Linked DNA regions of Homo sapiens: region 2 is linked to region 1. Evidence: read pairs that join two places in POLR2A ChIA-PET (ENCODE). Cell type or tissue: B cell. All regions are shown on one strand. Each heading gives the region's core, and the rest is flanking DNA. Links, peaks and the distances in the headings are about the cores only. Region 1 overlaps LOC124904638 (a long non-coding RNA gene). Region 2 overlaps ZNF844 (zinc finger protein 844).

Evidence for each region. ChIA-PET counts read pairs that join two places held together with the same protein. Peaks named below come from ENCODE experiments on the same cell type or tissue, not always from the same donor. Only the 100,000 strongest peaks of a DNase experiment are listed, where the experiment ranks them.
Region 2: POLR2A ChIA-PET joins it to region 1 with 5 read pairs; 3 of 35 experiments call an interaction of 5 or more read pairs at or near these places.

What each region holds. Positions count from the first base shown.
Region 1 is chr19:11,579,543-11,583,934 of GRCh38, reverse strand. It overlaps LOC124904638 (a long non-coding RNA gene), which reads right to left. Exons shown (of 2, transcript XR_007067140.1): 2 at 271-518. Among named protein-coding and RNA genes, the nearest start is that of ACP5, 4.1 kb to the right of the region's middle. RefSeq lists enhancers at 1-50, 1,952-2,151 and a silencer at 1,651-1,816. In B cell, for the core only: no CTCF peak of the experiment used is centred there; DNase peaks (open chromatin) are centred at 1,944, 2,833, 3,113 and 3,684; H3K4me3 peaks cover 1,626 bases; H3K27ac peaks cover 3,316 bases.
Region 2 is chr19:12,068,724-12,073,115 of GRCh38, reverse strand. All of the region lies in intron 1 of ZNF844 (zinc finger protein 844), which reads right to left. It also overlaps the pseudogene RNA5SP466. Among named protein-coding and RNA genes, the nearest start is that of ZNF844, 6.2 kb to the right of the region's middle. In B cell, for the core only: no CTCF peak of the experiment used is centred there; no DNase peak of the experiment used is centred there.

The sequences.
Region 1 (4,392 bases), core at 218-4,217:
GTTCAAGCAATTCTCCGGCCTCAGCCTCCCAAGTAGCTGGGATTACAGGTGCTCGCTGCCATGCCCAGCTAATTTTTTTGTATTTTAGTAGAGAAAGGGTTTCACCTTGTTGCCTAGGCTGATCTTGAACTCCTGAACTCAGGCAATCTGTCTGCCTCAGCCTCCCAAAGTGCTGGGATTACAGGCGTGAGCCACTGCGCCCGGCCCAAAAATCCATCTTTGTGGGTTCCTTTGTAAATGTGTAGTCAATTTAGAAATTTAGAAACACGGTTTCCCTTAAGCCTTTATTTAGTTACAATCACAACTAACATGTTACTTATACACCTGGCAAAGTGAAACATCAAAAAATTAATTCAGGGCCTGGCCTCAGGCCTGTAATCCCAGCACTTTGGGATGCCAAGGCAGACGGATCACTTGAGGTCAGGAGAATCGCTTGAACCTGGGAGACGGAGGTTGGGACGAGCTGAAGATCACACCACTGCGCTCCAGCTTGGGTGACAGAGTGAGTGAGACTCCATCTCAACAAAAAGAAAAAGAAATATCACTTTAAGAGGTCATTGGATGCATATTTGGGTCCGTTTATAAGTTTAGTGGATTGAAATTAACATTTTACATTTTATAAGTGTGATGCATTTTATTCTATACTCTTTTACTACTATAATAATAATTATTATTATTAATTTTTTTTTTGAGATGGAGTCTCGCTCTGTCACCCAAGCCGGATGGAGTGCAGTGGCGCGATCTTGGCTCACTGCAAGCTCCACCTCCCAGGTTCATGCCATTCTCCTGCCTCAGCCTCCCGAGTAGCTGGGACTACAGGCGCCCACCACCACGCCCAGCTAATTTTTTTGTATTTTTAGTAGAGACGGGGTTTCACCGTGTTAGCCATGTTGCTCTCGATCTCCTGACCTCGTGATCCGCCCGCCTCGGCCTCCCAAAGTGATGGGATTACAGGCGTGAGCCACTGCGCCCGGTCAATTATTATTATTTTTTAGAGACAGTGTATCAGCTCTGTCACCCAGACTGGAGTGCAGTGGTGCAATCATGGCTCACTGCAGCCTCGACCTCCTGAGCAATGCTCCCACCTCAGCCTCCTGAGTAGCTGGGCTACAGGTGCACACAACCACGCCCAGCTAATTTTATTTTTAAGAGATGAGGTCTCTACAAAAAGTGTTGGGATGACAGGTGTGAGCCACTGTGCCAGCTTATTCTTTAATCTTTTAATTTATTATTATTATTTTTTGAGACAGAGTCTTGCTCTACCACCCAGGCTAGAGTGCAATGGTGCGATCTCAGCTCACTGCAACCTCTGCCTCCCGGGTTCAAGCGATTCTCCTGCCTCAGCCTCCTGAGTAGCTGGGACTACAGGCACGTGCCACCACACCCAGGTAATTTTTTGTATTTATAGTAGAGATGGGGTTTCACCATGTTAGCCAGGATGGTCTCGATCTCCTGACCTCTTGATCCACCCGCCTCGGCCTCCCAAAGTGCTGGGATTACAGGCATGAGCCACTGCACCTGGCCTATTCTTTAATCTTTTTAAATGTCTCCACCAAGCAAACACCTTGAGAAGTCCTTATCAGTTATTAAAAATCTACAATGCAAACATACAAATAAAAGGAGAACAGTAAGTTCTCTTAAACATTCTGATACTACTTCTAAACTTAGCCAATAAACTGAGAATGAATGTTAATTTTTTAAATAAACAGGCCAGGGGCAGTGGTTCACACCTGTAATCCCAGCACTTTGAGGGGCTGAGTTGGGAGGATTGCTTGAACTCAGGAGTTCAAGAGCAGCCTGGACAAGGTGACAAATCCCTCTCTCTACAAAAAATACAAAAATTAGCTGGGTGTGGTGGTGTGTGCCTGTAGTCTCAATCCCCAGGAGGCCAAGGGGTGTGGGAGGATCCCCTGAGCCCAGAAGGTCGAGTCTGCAGTGAGCCGTGATCGCATCACTGGTCTCCAGCCTGGGTGACTCTGTTTTAGAAAAAGAAAAAAGAAAGAAAAAAAAAGCTTTCATTAACTGAAGACAGACTGAAAGCAAGAGAAACTGAAAGCAAGATAAATGAGTGGGTGGTTTTCTCAAGCACTGGTAAGTGCTGCAGAGAAAACTACAGCAACAGGAGAGTCAATGATGGGGGCAGGGTGGTGCATTTCAGATAATTTCAGATAAATTATCTTTTTCTTTTTTTTTTTTTTTTTTTGAGACAGAGTCTCACTCTGTCACCCAGGCTAGAGTACAGTGGCACGATCTTGGCTCACTGCAACCTCCGCCTCCCAGGTTCAAGCAATTCTCCTGCCTCGACCTCCTGAGTAGCTGGGACCACAGGTTTGTGCCACCACGCCCAGCTAATTTCTGTATTTTTAGTAGAGATGGGGTTTCACCATGTTGGCCAGGCTGGTCTCGAACTCCTGGCCTCAAGTGATCCACCCGGCTTGGCTTCCCAAAGTGCTGGGATTACAGGCGTGAGCCACCACGCCCAGACTCATTTCAGATAAATTAAAGGAACTTGAACACAATGGGTGACCTCAGTATCTGACTAAGGAAGACCCTTCCAGGCAGGGAGAACAGAAAGTGCCAAGACCCTGAGGCCAGAGTGTATCTGAGACAGTCAAGCAATGCGGAGGAGGTCAGAGGAGCAAGAAACAGGGAAAGCAGGATTGGCAGGAGGAAGGAAGGGAAGGGATTGGGTAGAGACAGCAGCGGAGAACAGGACCTGGATGTATTGGCAACAGGAGGAACTCACTCGTGGGGTTGTTGACATCTGAGATTGACACTGGTGTTGGGAAAATAGGAAAGGGTGGAGGTGGAGGGAGATTCTGAGTCACAGCCTGATCTAGCTCCACAGAAAATCAGCAGAAGAGAGTTCTCCTGGGTGAATGGAGAGAGAAGAGCTTATTCAGCACCCTGGAGGAGACCAGAGAGAGATAGCCAAGAACGCACAGGTTTTATTACATGCTCTGTGCAAGATCAGGTTTATTTTTTTCATTGTGCTCTCTCTCTCTCTCTCTCTCTCTCTCTGAGACAAGAGTCTAGCTGTGTTGCCCAGGCTGAAGGTCAGTGGTGCATTCGTAGCTTATTGCAGCCTCAAACTCCCAGGCTCAAGCGATCCTCCACCTCAGCTTCCTGAGTAGATGGAACCACAGGTGTGCACCACCATGCCTGGCTAATTTTTTTTTTTTTTTTTTTTTTTTTTGTAGCAATGTGGTCTCGCCACGATGCCCAGGCTGTTCCTGAACTCCCGGGCTCAAGCGATCCTCCCACATTGGCTGGGTTTACAGGCCTGAGCCACCATGCTTGGCCAGCTTTTTCAATTTAAAAAATATAGAAAGTGTTAATACAAATTAAAAAGTTATAAAATAGTGCCAATAGTATCCCATTTTTCCGAAGACAAACATAGGCAGAGAAAAATTAATGGATACTGTCTCTCTGGGCAGGGGTATTACTGGCTATTATAATCTTTTTCTTCGTGCATTCCAGAATTTACCAACTTTTCTACAAAGATCATGTAGCACAATAAGATAATAAACATAATTTTGTGTGATCTCAAAATACAGGAAGCATAGAAGCTTCCAAAACACGCCTGTACCCACCACGTGAAGAAACAGATGTTAACATTTGGTCATAATTGCTTCAGATTTCTTTCTTTTTTTTTTTTTCTGTTTTTTTTTTGGGGGGGACAGAGTCTTGCTCTGTCGCCCAGGCTGGAATGTAGTGGCATGATATTGGCTCAGTGCAACCTCCTCCTCCTGGGTTGGAGTGCAGTGGCATGATCTCAGTTCACTGCAACCTCTGCCTCCTGGGTTCAAGAGAGCACCTCCAGCTAATTTTTGTCTTTTTAGTAGAGACAAGGTTTTGCCATGTTGCCCAGGCTGGTCTGGAACACCTGACCTCAAGTGATCCGCTCACCTCGGCCTCCCAAAGTGCCAGGATTACAGGTGTGAGACACCACACCGGCTAAATAATAAGTTTTTAAAAAAACAGGAGACTGGCCAGGCATGGTGACTCACGCCTGTAATCGCAGAACTTTGGGAGGCTGAGGTGGGCAGATCACCTGAGATCGGGCATTGGAGACCAGCCTGGCCAACATGGAGAAACCCCGTCTCTACTAAAAATACAAAATTAGCCGGGCGTGGTGGTGCGTGCCTGTAATCACAGCTACTAGGGAGGCTGAGGCAGGAGAATCGCTTGTACCCGGGAGGCGGAGGTTGCGTGAGCCAAGATTGCGCCACTGCACTCCAGCCTGGGCAACCAGAATAAAACTGTCTCAAAAAAAAAAAAAACAAAAACAGGCCGGGCGCGGTGGCTCACGCCTGTAATCCCAGCACTTTGGAAGGCCAAGGTGGGTGGATCACGAGGTCAGGAGATCGAAACCATCCTGGCTAACACGGT
Region 2 (4,392 bases), core at 313-4,312, 490 kb before region 1:
TGAATGGAGACAAAGTTCAGGGATAAAAACTCCAGTGCACCCACTCTTAACAAAAAGGCAAATATTTATCAAAATTTAAAAGTTCTGTCTATGAGGGGACACCATAAACAGATGGAAAAGGCACCCCATGATGCTGGAGCAAATATTGGAAAGTCATATATCTGGAAAAGTCTCAATATTCAGAAAATATAATGAATTCTTACATTCAACTAAAAAGAAAAGAAAAATCAAGGCCAGGCGCGGTGGCTCATGCCTGTAATCCCAGCACTTTGGGAGGCCGAGGTGGGTGGATCACCTGAGGTCAGGAGCTCAAGACCAGCCTGGTCAACATGGTGAAACCCTGTCTCTACTAAAAATACAAAAAATTAGCCAGGCATGGTGGTGGGTGCCTGTAATCCTAGCTACTCAGGAGGCTGGGGCCAGAGAATTGCTTGAAGCTGGGAGGCGGAGGTTGCAGTGAGCGTAGATCGCGCCATTGCACTTCAGCCTGGGCAACAACACTGAGACTTTATCTCAAAAAAAAAGAAAAAGAAAAAAGAAAAATCAAACCACCTCAAATATAAAGTTTGGAAAAAACGTTGAGAAATTGGAACCCATGTGCTCTGACCAAAGGATTGCAAAATGGCTCAATCTTTATGGAAAACAGTATGGTGGTGCCTGAAAAACTAGCAAAAAAAAAAAAAATTTTCTTCCAGCAACCCATTTCTGGGTCTATTTATATTCAATTCATATAAATTGAAAGTTGGATCTTTGAAGAAATATTTGAAAACCACTGTTCACAATAGCCAAGAGATGGATCAATCCAAATGTCCACTGATGGCTAAATGGATAAAGAAAACGTGGTATGCATGTACTTACAATGGGATAGTATTTAGTCTTACAAAATAACTTTCTGTCCCATGCTACAAAAAGCATGAAAATTCAGGATTCAGCTGGATGCAGTGGCTCATGCCCGTAATCCCAGCACTTTGGGAGGCCGAGGCAGAGTGGATCACGAGGTCAGGAGTTCAAGACCAGCCTGGCCTAGATGGTGAAACCCCATCTCTACTAAAAATACAAAAATTAGCTGGGCATGGTGGTGGATGCCTGGAATCCCAGCTACTTGGGAGGCTGAGGCAGAGAACAGCTTGAACCCAGGAGGCAGAGGTTGCAGTGAGCCAAGATCATGCCACTGCACTCCAGGCTGTGTGAGAGAGTGAGACTCCATCTCAAACAAACAAAAAAAAAAAAAAGAAAAAAAATTCAGGATTCTATACTGATTGCAAAAGGCCAGTCACAAAAATACAGTATTATTCATCTTAGACGAGTTATATAGATTTGACAAACTAACTCAACAGTACATGTAAAATTCCTAAAGCTAATAAATGTTAATTTTTTTACAATAATAAATTATTGTACCAAGTAAAAAAAAAAAAAAAACCTAATTGATTGAAAGATAGGGAAAGTATCTGAATGACATTCCTGCAAGATATATGAAAAGGGCCAAGAAGCTCATGAAAACGTCAGTGGACCAGGAGTCATCAGGCACAAGGATTTATATAATGTAGTTTTTAGTGGTTATTGAGTGCTTTCCTCTCATGAACAGTATTCATAAAGTAATACATTTTTAACCCATTTCCCATTTAGAAAAAAAAGTGCAGCTTGCTGCCAGCATTCATTGAATTTTACACAAGCATACTCTTTAAAGCTGAAGCAAATCTGATTGACTTTCAATGTGAAAATAAAATTTCTAAACAGAACTTGTTTCTAATCCTAATATAACAAAAACGTATATGATGTTACATTAGGATTAGAGACAAGAGTATTCTCGGGGCACATGGAAAATGGGTTGAATATACCCACCACTTATTGCTTTGTGGAAAAAAATGGTAAGCAATTAAAATACTGCAGCAGTTTCACATGTATCATGGGGGACACATGATTGATAATGATGTCCAGTGGAAAGGGGAAATGAGGGAGTGTTCTGGAACGTGGGGAGGAAACCAGAAACTTAAGGATTTATCATCAGCCCTAGCAAGAACTAGGCTGGGAGGATCTCAAGGACTCCTTCCTTGATCATACTTCAGTGAGGCTCCTCGGAGCCCACTTCCTGACTAGCTTTTGTGTTTGTCCTGCAGAGCCCAGTTATAGCTAAATCCTAATAAGAGAGTTTAGAGAGAATGCCCCCCAACTTGATATCTAATCAAGTTGTTTCCCTCATCTATGATAATTTATTAATATTCTCTTCCCCAACTCTTGACACCTCACCAAGTTCCATCCTCTACGGTACCTTGCTCTTTAGATATAATTGTCTTGTTGATGCATTCAGGTTGAGTTCAATTTCTTTCCCATATTAAATTGTCCTATAACATATAGGCAAAAAATAAGGCTTTATTCAACACATATTGCAATTGTGCTGAATAAAACCTTCCTTGAAATTTTTACCAAGTTTTCAGTGTAATCTCTCTTTACAAGGAATAAAGACTTAGACTTGAGACCCTAATTCATATGTCTGCAATGCATTAGTGATAAGAAGTTCTCTTCTGGTGGGGAGGAAGATGGATTTCTTGGGAGTACCTCCTACTCAAACATCCAAAACACCAGGTCAGATTTCTCTCCTGATGACCACTTCTTGTTGTCACCCTATAAACAGGATGAGATTGGAGACTGTGGTTGCACCACTGCCAGAGAGGACTACAGGGTAGAGTTCACCTCCTGCAGTAATGGGCCAGGATGCCTCAGAGTGCTGGCTACCAATTCATCCCCCATCCTATGTGAAGAAGAAGATGGACCAGATATTCAATATAGAAGTTTTTCTTCCATTTGGTGAATTATCTTGTGAAATCCTTTCTTTTTTTGTTTTTAAGCATAAAACAGCCAGTATTCCTAGGCATTTTCTATACATTTACTAACCAGGCCCAACCCTGCTTAGCTACAGAGAATAGATGTGTTCAGCGTGGCATGACCACACATGCTTCAGTTTCTTTTTTTTTTTTTTTTACGCTTATTTTTATTTTTGTCTTTTTTTTTTTTTCCTTTTTGTGGAGAACGGGGTCTCATTATATTGCCCAGGCAGGTCTCGAACTCCTGGGCTCAAGCTATCCTCCCGCCTCTTGCCTCCCTGCGAGCTGGGATTACAGGCATGAGCCACCGCGCCCGGCCTCTTTTTTTTTTTTTTTTTTTGAGACGGAGTCTCACTGTTGTCCAGGCTACAGTGCAGTTGGCGCAAACTTGGCTCTCCGCAACCTCCGCCTCCTGGGTTCAAGCGATTCTCCTACCTCAGCCTCCTGAGTAGCTGGGACTACAGGCACGTGCCACCACGCCTGGCTAATTTTTGTATTTTTAGTAGAGACGGGGTTTCACCATGTTGGTCAGGCTAGTATCAAATTCCTGACCTCAGGTGATCCACCCACCTCGGCCTCCCAAAGTGCTAGGATTATAGGTGTGAGCCACCGCACCTGGCCTAAAATACAAATTATTAACGAATGAAATTGTATCCTGACCTCCCACTCTCACCTTCTTCCTAACCTTGTTTTCTCCTCTCTGTAAAAAAAAAAAAAATTCCTTTTTGGGCTAACTTTGAGATGCTTACAGATCTTATACTTTCTCCCTTTTCCTTATTTCAATTCTCCTTTAGAATAAAGTCATTCCTGGCTGGGCGCGATGGCTCACCCCTGTTAATTCCAGCACTTTGGGAGGCCAAGGTGGGTGGATCACCTGAGGTCAGGAGTTTGAGACCAGCCTGACCAACATGGTGAAACCCTATCTCTACTAACAATACAAAAAATTAGCCGGGCATGGTGCTGGGCGCCTGTAATCCCAGCTACTCAGGAGGCTGAGACAGGAGAATTGCTTGAACCCAGGAGGCAGAGGTTGCAGTGAGCCGAGATCACACCACTGCATTCCAGCCTGGGTGACAGAGCAAGACTTGGTCTCAAAAAAAAAAAAAAAAAAAAAGGAATAAAAGAATAAAAAGAAAAGTCATTCCTTACCTAAATCCACATCTGTTTCATTAAAAATGTTTAGAAACAACCTTAGGACAACTAGCCTCAGAAAGGCATCGCTGACCCGCTGCATCTGCCTGTGGATCCTCAGTTTTCCAGGGCTCTGAGATTCTCTCAGAATAAAGGGCTCCTCCCATGGTCAGTGTGAGCAGCTGGGTCAGTGTGAGCAGCTGGGACACTGCAGGAGAGGCTCCCCAGCAAGAAACAAGTGAGCCTTCAATGACCTCTTTGCAGGCTTCTGATTGACCTTAGCTTGCAGTCACTGGGCTCAGGTCTGATTCAATGAGAAAATACCCAGTGTTTGAAGAATCTAGCAAAATCCCTCAAACTCAGGTTCAGGTTTACACATGGAAAGGAAATTATAAGGCATTTGCATTTCGTACCACAAAATGGAAAGCAAAAGTATCTA